Regions from separate parts of the Homo sapiens genome. Here all the other regions are linked to region 2. The links are chromatin contacts, found by Hi-C or POLR2A ChIA-PET in ENCODE. All regions are on one chromosome and are shown on one strand. The core of a region is the stretch at or near the end of the contact, and the rest is flanking DNA. Distances in the headings are between cores, read along the strand shown. Region 1 holds the start of UBE2C (ubiquitin conjugating enzyme E2 C). Region 2 holds the start of MYBL2 (MYB proto-oncogene like 2). Region 3 holds the start of SLC35H1 (solute carrier family 35 member H1).

Evidence for each region. A loop is a pair of places that touch in the nucleus more often than their neighbours do. ChIA-PET counts read pairs that join two places held with the same protein, here RNA polymerase II (POLR2A). Pooled maps may share reads with other maps.
Region 1: a pooled map shows a loop between it and region 2 (2.4-fold over the local background). The contact joins the promoter of UBE2C here to the promoter of MYBL2 in region 2. A Hi-C loop is called at or near these places in 1 of 50 pooled maps. POLR2A ChIA-PET finds 5 or more read pairs at or near these places in 2 of 52 experiments (Panc1 and activated CD4-positive, alpha-beta T cell).
Region 3: a map with no recorded cell type shows a loop between it and region 2 (25-fold over the local background). The contact joins the promoter of SLC35H1 here to the promoter of MYBL2 in region 2. A Hi-C loop is called at or near these places in 1 of 37 single-sample maps with no recorded cell type and 3 of 50 pooled maps. POLR2A ChIA-PET finds 5 or more read pairs at or near these places in 1 of 52 experiments (OCI-LY7).

What each region holds. Positions count from the first base shown.
Region 1 is chr20:45,810,686-45,813,898 of GRCh38, forward strand. It overlaps UBE2C (ubiquitin conjugating enzyme E2 C), which reads left to right and starts at 1,959. Exons shown (of 6, transcript NM_007019.4): 1 at 1,959-2,111; 2 at 2,752-2,779. The coding sequence starts at 2,011. It overlaps DNTTIP1 (deoxynucleotidyltransferase terminal interacting protein 1), which reads left to right. Exons shown (of 13, transcript NM_052951.3): 12 at 200-255; 13 at 372-733. The coding sequence ends at 510. RefSeq lists a silencer at 1,762-1,951.
Region 2 is chr20:43,665,241-43,668,363 of GRCh38, forward strand. MYBL2 (MYB proto-oncogene like 2) reads left to right here and starts at 1,874. Exons shown (of 14, transcript NM_002466.4): 1 at 1,874-2,063. The coding sequence starts at 2,044. RefSeq lists silencers at 1,669-1,963, 1,700-2,079 and enhancers at 1,669-1,963, 2,730-2,779.
Region 3 is chr20:46,363,175-46,366,251 of GRCh38, forward strand. SLC35H1 (solute carrier family 35 member H1) reads right to left here and starts at 1,251. Exons shown (of 10, transcript NM_015945.12): 1 at 1,197-1,251. It overlaps LOC124904917 (a long non-coding RNA gene), which reads left to right and starts at 1,365. Exons shown (of 3, transcript XR_007067614.1): 1 at 1,365-1,546. ELMO2 (engulfment and cell motility 2) reads right to left here. Exons shown (of 22, transcript NM_133171.5): 22 at 2,876-3,077. RefSeq lists a silencer at 972-1,391.

The sequences.
Region 1 (3,213 bases), core at 709-3,208, 2.1 Mb after region 2:
AAGCATCTACTGTAGTAAAAGATTGTCTCAAGGAACCATTCCCATCCCTCCCCACTTACTCTTCCGTACTAAATTGTAAACCGCATCCCCCGCTTCCACCTAGTAGCAGGCCTTACATTAAACAGATGTTTAATGAAGTGTTACTGAGTTGGAGTGAAATGAATCAGGCAATGACCACTCTCCCTTGCTCCTGCCTCAGGCCTACCTCCTCATCGAGGAGGACATCCGGGACCTTGCGGCCAGTGATGATTACAGGTAAAACCAGTGGGTCTCCTGCCCCTTCTCCTCTCCCTGCCTCCAAATAGCCCCTAGAATGAGGCAGGGCCTACATCCTCACTTCCCCCAACTTCTCTCTTCAATGTCTGTTCCAGAGGATGCCTGGATCTGAAGCTAGAGGAATTGAAATCCTTTGTCCTACCCTCCTGGATGGTGGAGAAGATGAGAAAGTATATGGAGACACTACGGACAGAGAATGAGCATCGTGCTGTTGAAGCACCTCCACAGACCTGAGGCCGGGTCCCCTGGCCACACTTGGCAGCCCTCCTCCAAAGCCCTCTTCCTCACGTGGCTGAGGCCACCGCTGGGACTGCTCCTAGATGGATCTCAGCGGCATTAAGCTGTGCCTGAGCGAGTTTGTAGTGACTCACTGCACAGCACCCCCAGACTAGCATGTGGTTCTATATTTGTAAAGTTATTGGGATAAGAAACAATTAAACAGTTTGTAGTAAACACAGATGGTGAACCTGCTGTGCCCTCTACCTTGTGGGAATTGACAGAACATCAAGGGCTCTAGAAGTGGGTGTAGGAAAAAAGGACGAGATAACCCTCACCCATAACAGTATAGAGCCAGGCTTGATAAGACCAACCTGGGAGCACCATGTACCCTGCCCGTCTTCCCTTTGCCCATTTGTAGTTTCCTTACCCAGCTAATGTAAGGACATGGCAGAATGCGATGGAGTTTGATGACAGATCATATGAAAAATAGAGTTGGCTTTTATTGCTCCCATTTTACAGGTTAAGATACTAAAGGACCCGCCCCAAGGTTACACACTACCCACTGGGGAGGTAGGATATACAGGATATGAACCTGTGTTGTTGGGGTTTTTGTTTGTTTGAAGACAGTCTTGCTCTGTTGCCCAGGCTAGAGTGCAGCCTCTGGCTCAAGCGATTCTCCCGCCTCAGCCTCGCCAGTAGCTGGGACTACAGGCTCGTGCCACCTCACCAGCCTTTTTTTTTTTTCTTTTCTTTTTTTTTTTTTTTCTTTTAAGTAGAGACAGGTCTCCCTATCCTGTTGCTCAGGCTGGTCTCGAACTCCTGGGTTCAAGTGATCCTCCTGCCTGGGCCTTCCAAAGTGTTCGGGATTACGGACGTGAGCCACTGCGACCAGCCTGAACCAATGTTGCCTTTTTTTATTTCTGTCATCTCTGCGGAGATGTATGGACCTATGTTTTCTAATAGGGAGCCTGCTGCTCTGGCCATCAGCCTTTAGTTTTTCCCCTCGCTGGGATTTTCAGATACTTAGGACGCAGCAAAGGTGCCCAGGCGATTATAATGGTGGGAGGGTACCAGTGCTGCAGGATTGGAGGCACTCCCTGCCCGAGGGAAATTGGATCAAGGCTGGGCGTGCCGAGTGTTCCCACGCGGAGTAAGACGTGTAGCCAGAAGGAGGGGTTCATCCCACGTGGACGTTTTCTTGGCCCTTTAATGGTTAGCGTTTTCCAACGGCCACCAATTCGCTACGGATTCGTTAGTTAATGGCAGCATCATCTACCAATCGGTTGTCAGAAGCGGGATTCTGCCGCCCAATAGCGGTGCGCCAGTGGGTAGGTCTAGCAGTGGCGCAGCAATAGAGCGCTCCGGAGCGTCTCATTGGCTGGATCAAACCCAAGCGAGCCATTGATTGGTCGACGCCCCCAGAGGGTTACAATTCAAACGCGGGCGGGCGGGCCCGCAGTCCTGCAGTTGCAGTCGTGTTCTCCGAGTTCCTGTCTCTCTGCCAACGCCGCCCGGATGGCTTCCCAAAACCGCGACCCAGCCGCCACTAGCGTCGCCGCCGCCCGTAAAGGAGCTGAGCCGAGCGGGGGCGCCGCCCGGGGTCCGGTGGGCAAAAGGTGAGTGATGCGGCCTACCACTCGCCGGGCCTGCCATGCCCTAGGCATTGGTACCCAGAGCAAAGATTTCTAGGACCACCCCCCGCCGCCACCTCCTGGAGCGGGAGATCTGCGGGTGCAGGAGAACACACCAGGAGCTCGGGGCCTGGCATTCCCCTGGGCATGGGTGTCGAGGGCGGAGACTTCCGGGACTCCCACCTCCTTGCGCGGGTGAGATTCGAGAGATGGGGGACAGGCCAGGAGCTCAGACCGCTCTTTGAGACTCTCCCGAAGGAGAATGGGAGGGTAGGGGCGCTGCCAGACTCCTTCCCTGGTGGGCCTAGATGAAGACGCTCAAGGACCCTCGTGACTTGGCCGAGACAGGGGAAGGGAGAAGTTGAGTCGGGCAAGGAAGAGATGCTAAAGCCTGGGGAATTAAGAACATGCCAGAATCATCCCGAGGGAGTCTGGAATTAGGGAGGGTGAGGACTCGCTAGGATCGTCCTGTGGATCTGGTGAGTATACCCTGAGCTGAGCCTGACCTTGGTGATGTGGGGAGCCTCCATGACGGCTCCCCCTGAGATTCAGGTGGGAGAAGATGCACCGTCTGGAGGCCTGGCCCATCCAGACTCCCAGGTAACCCCGAATACTCTTTTTTCAGGCTACAGCAGGAGCTGATGACCCTCATGGTGAGTGATTAAGTGCCCAGAACCCCAGCCTTCCATCCAATTTTCAGTAGCCTCCTTTTTTCCGTCAGCTTTTTTGCTAGACATAGGGGTAATGTAATTTGCTCCCTCCTGGGAAAGAAGTTCATACACCCCACCTACACCATTTCTTCCAGCAGTCCCTCCTCCCAATTCCATCCCCCCACACGAAGTTATCTCGAACACTTCCCTGAAGTCATACAAGACCCTCCCTATCCAGTGTGTCCCTACTTCCTAGCCCCAACCAAGCTTTACCCACACCCAACTCCCCGCCCTTCTTGGTATTTCTAGCCTATGAATTTGGTTGCTTTATTTTGGATCAGAGTGATGAGATTAAGGGGAGGCTGGGCGCGGTAGCTCACACCTTATAATCCCAACACTTTGGGGGGCTAAGGTGGGCGGATCACTTGAGGTCAGGA
Region 2 (3,123 bases), core at 624-3,123:
GTCCTGTCTCAGAGCTCATTTATCTTCCTCTCAGCACTGCTCCCAGGAAGTCCAGTGTGACTTGATCCTTGGTACTTGGTAAATGTCAATCTAATATAGAAAACCTTTGCTAAATCTCAAGGAAAGACAGTCTCACTGTCTGTCGCCCAGGCTGGAGTGCAGTGGCGGGATGACAAGGGCTTGAGCCCCTCGAACTCCTGGGCTCAAGCAATCCTCCTGCCTCTGCTTCCCAAGTAGCTGGGATTACAGGCATTCACCACCACAGCCAGGTAATTTCTTAATTTTTTGTAAAGACAGGGTCTCACTCTGATCCCCAGGCTGGTCTCAAACTTTTGGACTGAATCAGTTCTCCCACCTCGGCCTCCCAAACTGCTAGGATTACTGGCATGAGCCACTAAATCTGGGCTAATCTCTGGGAGTTTAAACCCAAGGTAAACAATTCAATGCAACAAACCTTTGCCTGGGGCTTCTTATGTCAGGTCTTCTACTGGGCCCTGGAGATACTGGTGTGCATTGAGAGGCCACCTGGACCTCAGGATGCTCCCAGTTCAAAGGGGGAAATGCAGAAGTCTACAGGCAGATTGTGGGCAGTGGACCCCAAATTAAATAGGAATCAGCCACGTGGGAGGGGCAGGAAGTGTTCCTGCCCTGGGTAATGGCTCAGGCAAAGGCAAAGAGGCCGTTTCTTTTGGCCAGGGCTGGGTGGTGGTCTGGAAGATCAGATAAATGTGATTGTGGAGTAAGGAATTTACCCTGAGGGAGAGGAGGATGGTTTTAAATTCTGGAAAGAGCTCACGCCTGCAATCCCAGCACTTTGGGAGGACAAAGCGGCAGGATCTCTTGAGCCCAGGAGTTTCTAGACCAGTCTAGGCAACAGCAACATAGCAAGACACCCCCTTCTCTTAAAAAAAAAAAAAAAAGCGCAGTGGCTCACTCCTGTAATTCCAGCACTTTGGGAGGCCGAGGCGGGCGGATCACGAGGTCAGGAGACCTATACCATCCTGGCCAACATGGTGAAACCTCGTCTCTACTAAAATACTAAAAAAAAAAAAAAAAAAAAAAAAAAATTGCCGGGCGTGGTGGTGTGCGCCTGTAGTTCCAGCTACTTGGGAGGCTGAGGCGGGGGAGTCGCTTGAACCCGGGAGGTGGAGGTTGCAGTGAGTCAAGATCGCGCCACTGCACTCCAGCCTGGCGACAAAGCGAGACACCGTCTCAAAAAAAAAAAAAAAAAAAATCAGCCGGGTGTAGTGGCGAGTGCCTGGTCTTAGCTACCCGTGAGTTGAGGTAGGAGGATCGCTTGAGCCTAGGAGGTGGAGGTTGCAGTGAGCTATGATCGCGAAACTGCACTCCAGCCTGGGCGACAGAGCAAGACCCTGCCTCTAAGAAAAATGAACAACAAAAAATAAAGTCTATTAAGGAGGGTCTCTTGGAGGCAGGAGAGGAAGCAGGGAGAGGCACAGGTAGGGTGAGGAGCCGCTTTAGGGTGCGGCTCTAGGGACCCAGTAGTGGCTTGGACTAGCGTGGGGGATTCCGCCCTGGCGCTTTCCCTGGCTGGCTCTCCCATGCTCGCGCCTCGCTCCCCTTCCTCGGTCTTCGCTATGTGGGATACTCCTGGGCCGCCCCGGACTGACACGTGAGCCAGGCCTCGGTCACATCCCGGCCCGCTCCACAACTCCGAAGTAGCGGCCGCCGCCCCTGTCCTGCAGCCGGCCCTGGAGGGTCTGGGCAGGTGCCGCCCCGCAGGCCCCGCCCCGCCCCGCCCCCTGGCTCCGCCCCTCACTCAGGCCCCTCCCCCGGCGCCCGCGCGCCAGGACTGGGCGGCGCCGACGCGCTTGGCGGGAGATAGAAAAGTGCTTCAACCCGCGCCGGCGGCGACTGCAGTTCCTGCGAGCGAGGAGCGCGGGACCTGCTGACACGCTGACGCCTTCGAGCGCGGCCCGGGGCCCGGAGCGGCCGGAGCAGCCCGGGTCCTGACCCCGGCCCGGCTCCCGCTCCGGGCTCTGCCGGCGGGCGGGCGAGCGCGGCGCGGTCCGGGCCGGGGGGATGTCTCGGCGGACGCGCTGGTGAGACGAGCCGGGAGGGCTTGGGCCCCTCCCCCTCCCTTTAACTCACCCCTCCCCCACCCAGATACCCCCGACCCTCCCCAGGCTCCCACCAAGCTGGGGTGTGTGTGTGTGTTGGGGGTGGGGTGTTTCCGCGGAAATGCTGCGTCCTGGGCCCTCTGAGGCAGGGGCGCGCGTAAAGCTGGGGGGCTCTTGGGCGTCCCTCGCGGCTCCCCAGGCCTGTTGGGCCTCGGAGCTGGGACGGGCGGGTCTCTTGGGACCCGGGCCAAGCCGTGCATGATGTCATTTTGTCTCCCGCCTAATTGCGGGATGGGGGTGGGCCGGCCGGTGTCAGCTGGCAGGGCCTTCGCCGGCGAGGGAGGCGACCCCTGGGAGCGAGAGGGAGTCTTCAAGTCCCAGCCAGTGGGAGACCGAGCCTGGGAGGCACTTGTTGCAGCCTAGTTTTGGGTCAACTTGGTGGGTGGGCTTTGCTCCTTAACATTCCGGGGAGCACAGAGTCCCCCAAGCCCTCTCCCCTGGACTGAGAAGGGTGCTGAGTTGGGGGCTCTTTTGTCTCTCCCACCTGGGTTCCGCGCCCCAGCTTGGTTCGGTTTGAGACCTCTCTTCCTGTTCCCACGAGGAGTTTTGGGCAGCTGGGGTTGAAGGTGCGGGGGAGAGAGAGAGTCCCTGGGGCAAAGGCAGGAACTGCGGTCTCCATTTTACTTATTTCCCCAGAGACTTAAGTGGCAGAGCTGAGCCCGGAGCCAGGTCTGTGGCTCCAGATCCCTGTCTTACACCTGTGCGCCTGGGGCCTGAGCTCCAAGCTTTTCAGCCTGCCTGGGAGACAGGACAGTGGGGTCCTGACCTCTTCCCTGCCTGGATCGCTGCAGCTCAGATAACCTTCGTTCCCTCTTTTTTTTTTTTTTTTTTTTTTTTGAGAAGGAGTCTCGCTCTGATGCCCAGGCTGGAGTGCAGTGGCGCGATCTTGGCTCACTGCAACCTCCGCCTCCCAGGTTCAAGCGATTCTCCTGCCTCAGCTTCCCGAGTAGCTGGGACTTCAGGCACGTGTCACCACGTCGGG
Region 3 (3,077 bases), core at 1-2,500, 2.7 Mb after region 2:
TGGACTCCTTATTGGTCTTTTTTGCTGGCACCTTCTTGTCAACTCAATCTATAAAAATTGGGTGCCTAAAGCTTGGAACCTGGCTTCTCTTCTCTCTTAAATCTTACCCTACATAATCTCATCCTACCCAATCCACTTGCCAATGATTTCTAAATTCTTTACATCAGCCCTGACCTTTTCTGTATCAGACTCATATATCTAACTGCCTATTTGGTAGCTGCACTCCAAATATCTAAAACTTAAGATGCCCTAAGAAGATTTCGTAATTATTTCTCACGCTCCCAATCTATCCCAAAGTCATTTAGTAAATGCCAGCATAATACACTTGGTTACTTAAGCCAAAACCAAAAATCTATGATGAAGTCATCTTTGACCACTTATTTCTGTCATTTCTCAAATCCTGCCCTGTCAGTTCCACTTTCAATACACTTCTTGACCCCTCTACTTCTCTTCCTCTCCATTCCCACTACCACAGTCTAAGCCACAATTATCTTTCACCTGCTGACTGCCACTGGTCTAACTGGTCTCCCTGTTTCCTCTTTCGCCCCTAAGGCCTGGAATCTATAAAGCAGCCAGAGAGATGGCACACGAAACAGATCATGCCCTAAGGCTAAGCCCAGCTCCTCAGCCTGGTCCACAAGGAAGGCCTCTGTAACCTCATTCTTCTGCCACTGGTCCCAGCACCCGCCACAGCGGCCCCCTGCCACGTGTCAAACACATCAAACCTGTGTTTTTCTTTACTTGCTGCTCTTCCTGCCTTCAGCTCCCTTCCGCAGACCTCCGCTTGGCTGAATACTTTCTCCAATGCCCCACCCCTCCCAATCCTCGTGGCACTCCCACCTCTGACGTTTCCTTGTTTGCTCACGTGTTTACTGCCCGCCCCAATCCCACCGCGGGAAGCAGCCCCTCAGAGGGCAGGGCCGTGTCCGATTCCGGCCCGGGTCCCGCACCCAGGACGTCGCAGGTGCTCAGGAAATACCAGATGAGCCGGCGTCCGGCAGGTGCCTTGCAGGAGGGCGCTTGGAGACCCCTGCCCCCTCCACAGACGGCGAAACTGAGGCCCGGGGAGGGGCAGGGGCGTGGCGTGCCCCATGTCAACCCGCGCAGATCCCGGGTGGGGAGCCCGCTTCCCTTCTCCAGCCCCGGCCCCCCAGCCTCTGGGAGTGCGCCGGGAGGCCGGCCGCACACCCACTCACCTCGGCCCTGGGAGCTCCAGGCCGGAATCTCCCCACCGGAAGTGCGAGGCCGGATGCCGCCGCCGAACCGCGGCACGGGCGGTAACTTCCGCCGGAAGCTACCCAGGGGCTGGGCGGAGCCGGGGCGAAAAGGCGGGGCGGGGCAGCACGGGGGCGGGGCGTCTGTTGTGGTCGGGTTCTGAGGTGGTCTGGTCTTTCTGAGGTACAGCGTAGTTTTGTCCTCCGCGAAGTCCCTCAGGCTCAGAGCACAGCCGTGTAATTGTCTGCGTCTCTCCCGCGCTCAATCAGGGGCTTGCTTTGGAACCCCGGTGCCTGCTAGTGTTCTGCATACAGTGAGCATCCAAAAAATGGTAACTTGTTTACTTTTACTGAACAAATTGTTTTTCTTATGTCCAGTCTAATGCTGGGCAACCATGGAATGAACCACGAAGATAAGTATCTCATGGGCTTTTTCTTCTGGGAGCTCAGGCCAGCTGGGGCCATTACAACTTAAAACTTGGGCGATCCAGAAGTAATACGAAACATTTGTGAAATATTTTCTGTATGAAACTTTCTAAGAATTATCTCAACTTCAATAGGTTGAGTAGGGAGAGAGCATCCCAGATAGAGGAAATGGGAGAATCCTAAAGGAGGGTGAGAAAGCTCCAGCCGTGCCTGGGGCTCACAGGTTGTTTGTAACTGTGGTGGTTAAAGTAGCCAAGAGGCAGGTTGCAGTGGCCCCAAAATGCCAGCCTAGGGAGTTCAGATTTTCTTCATCTTGCGGGATGGATTAAAAGGGCAGCATTTGCAGTCAAGAACATTAGGCCAGGGCAAGCTAGGGTTGCACATTCAGACCCAGTTTTGTGCCTTTCGCCCTCCTCTAGCCTCCTCCTGGGCTCTCTGGCAGTAAGACCAGCTGCAAACATGGATCCTTACAAGTGACTCAGCTGGGATCCCTGGCCCCTCTGAACAGAAGGCTCAAGGCCAGAGTGTAAGCAGTGTTTTATGCAAACTGCGGCTGTCACCGCCGCCAGCTGGCATCATGCAGGCATTAGTTCATTCAGTGCTTACCAAGCACCTACAATGGTACCCATCACTGCCCAAGGTCTTGGCTTTATTCAGTCCTCAGGCTTGTATTGCATGCACTTTCTATGCCTTTTGAAAGAGCCTGTCCTCACACCCTTCTCTCTCAGAGGCAAGAGATCTATTTTCATCACCACCCTCATTTAAGTCTCCCAGCTACCAAGGCCAAGGTTTGGAGCAACAGCCTAAAACACCAGCTGGAAGGCTGGGCACTATGCACAGGCAACACACAGGGTAAAGAGCGTGTCTTCTTTGTAAGGCACAAGTACTCGAGCTGTTCCCTGGCTGTGTCCCTGGCAGGGAGAAGAGGGAGGATGTGTTCATGGGGGTGTACAGTATGCCTTACCTTGCTGTACCCAGCAGGGTTGAGCAGAAAACGCTTCGTCCCAGTGCAGCAATCTGTGAACACTCTTAACCAGCAGGTGTGTGTCTGTGTGTGTGTATGTGTGGGAGGAGCGAATGATGAGGAGGAAGGGACTCTTGGAAGGTGACTAAGGGCTCCAGCTGGAGCTCTCCAGAGTCTCCCAGATACATGGAGATCAAGTCTTGTCAAGGTGAAATCTTCACCATTGGGCAGGGGGCAAGTACAGACAAACAGCTGTTAACAGGAACCACAGTTTGTACATGAAAGAGTATTTATTGAAAACATGGTTACTGACAGGAAGCTCCTGGCTGCTCTCTGGTTACAATCTTGGCTCACAACTGGAAGTGTTACATACTTTTTACTTCCCCTCAATTTTATTTTTCCCCAAGGTTCCATCCTAAGATAGGTAGATCTTATATAAATATATATACACGTCTGTATAAGTATGGCCTATA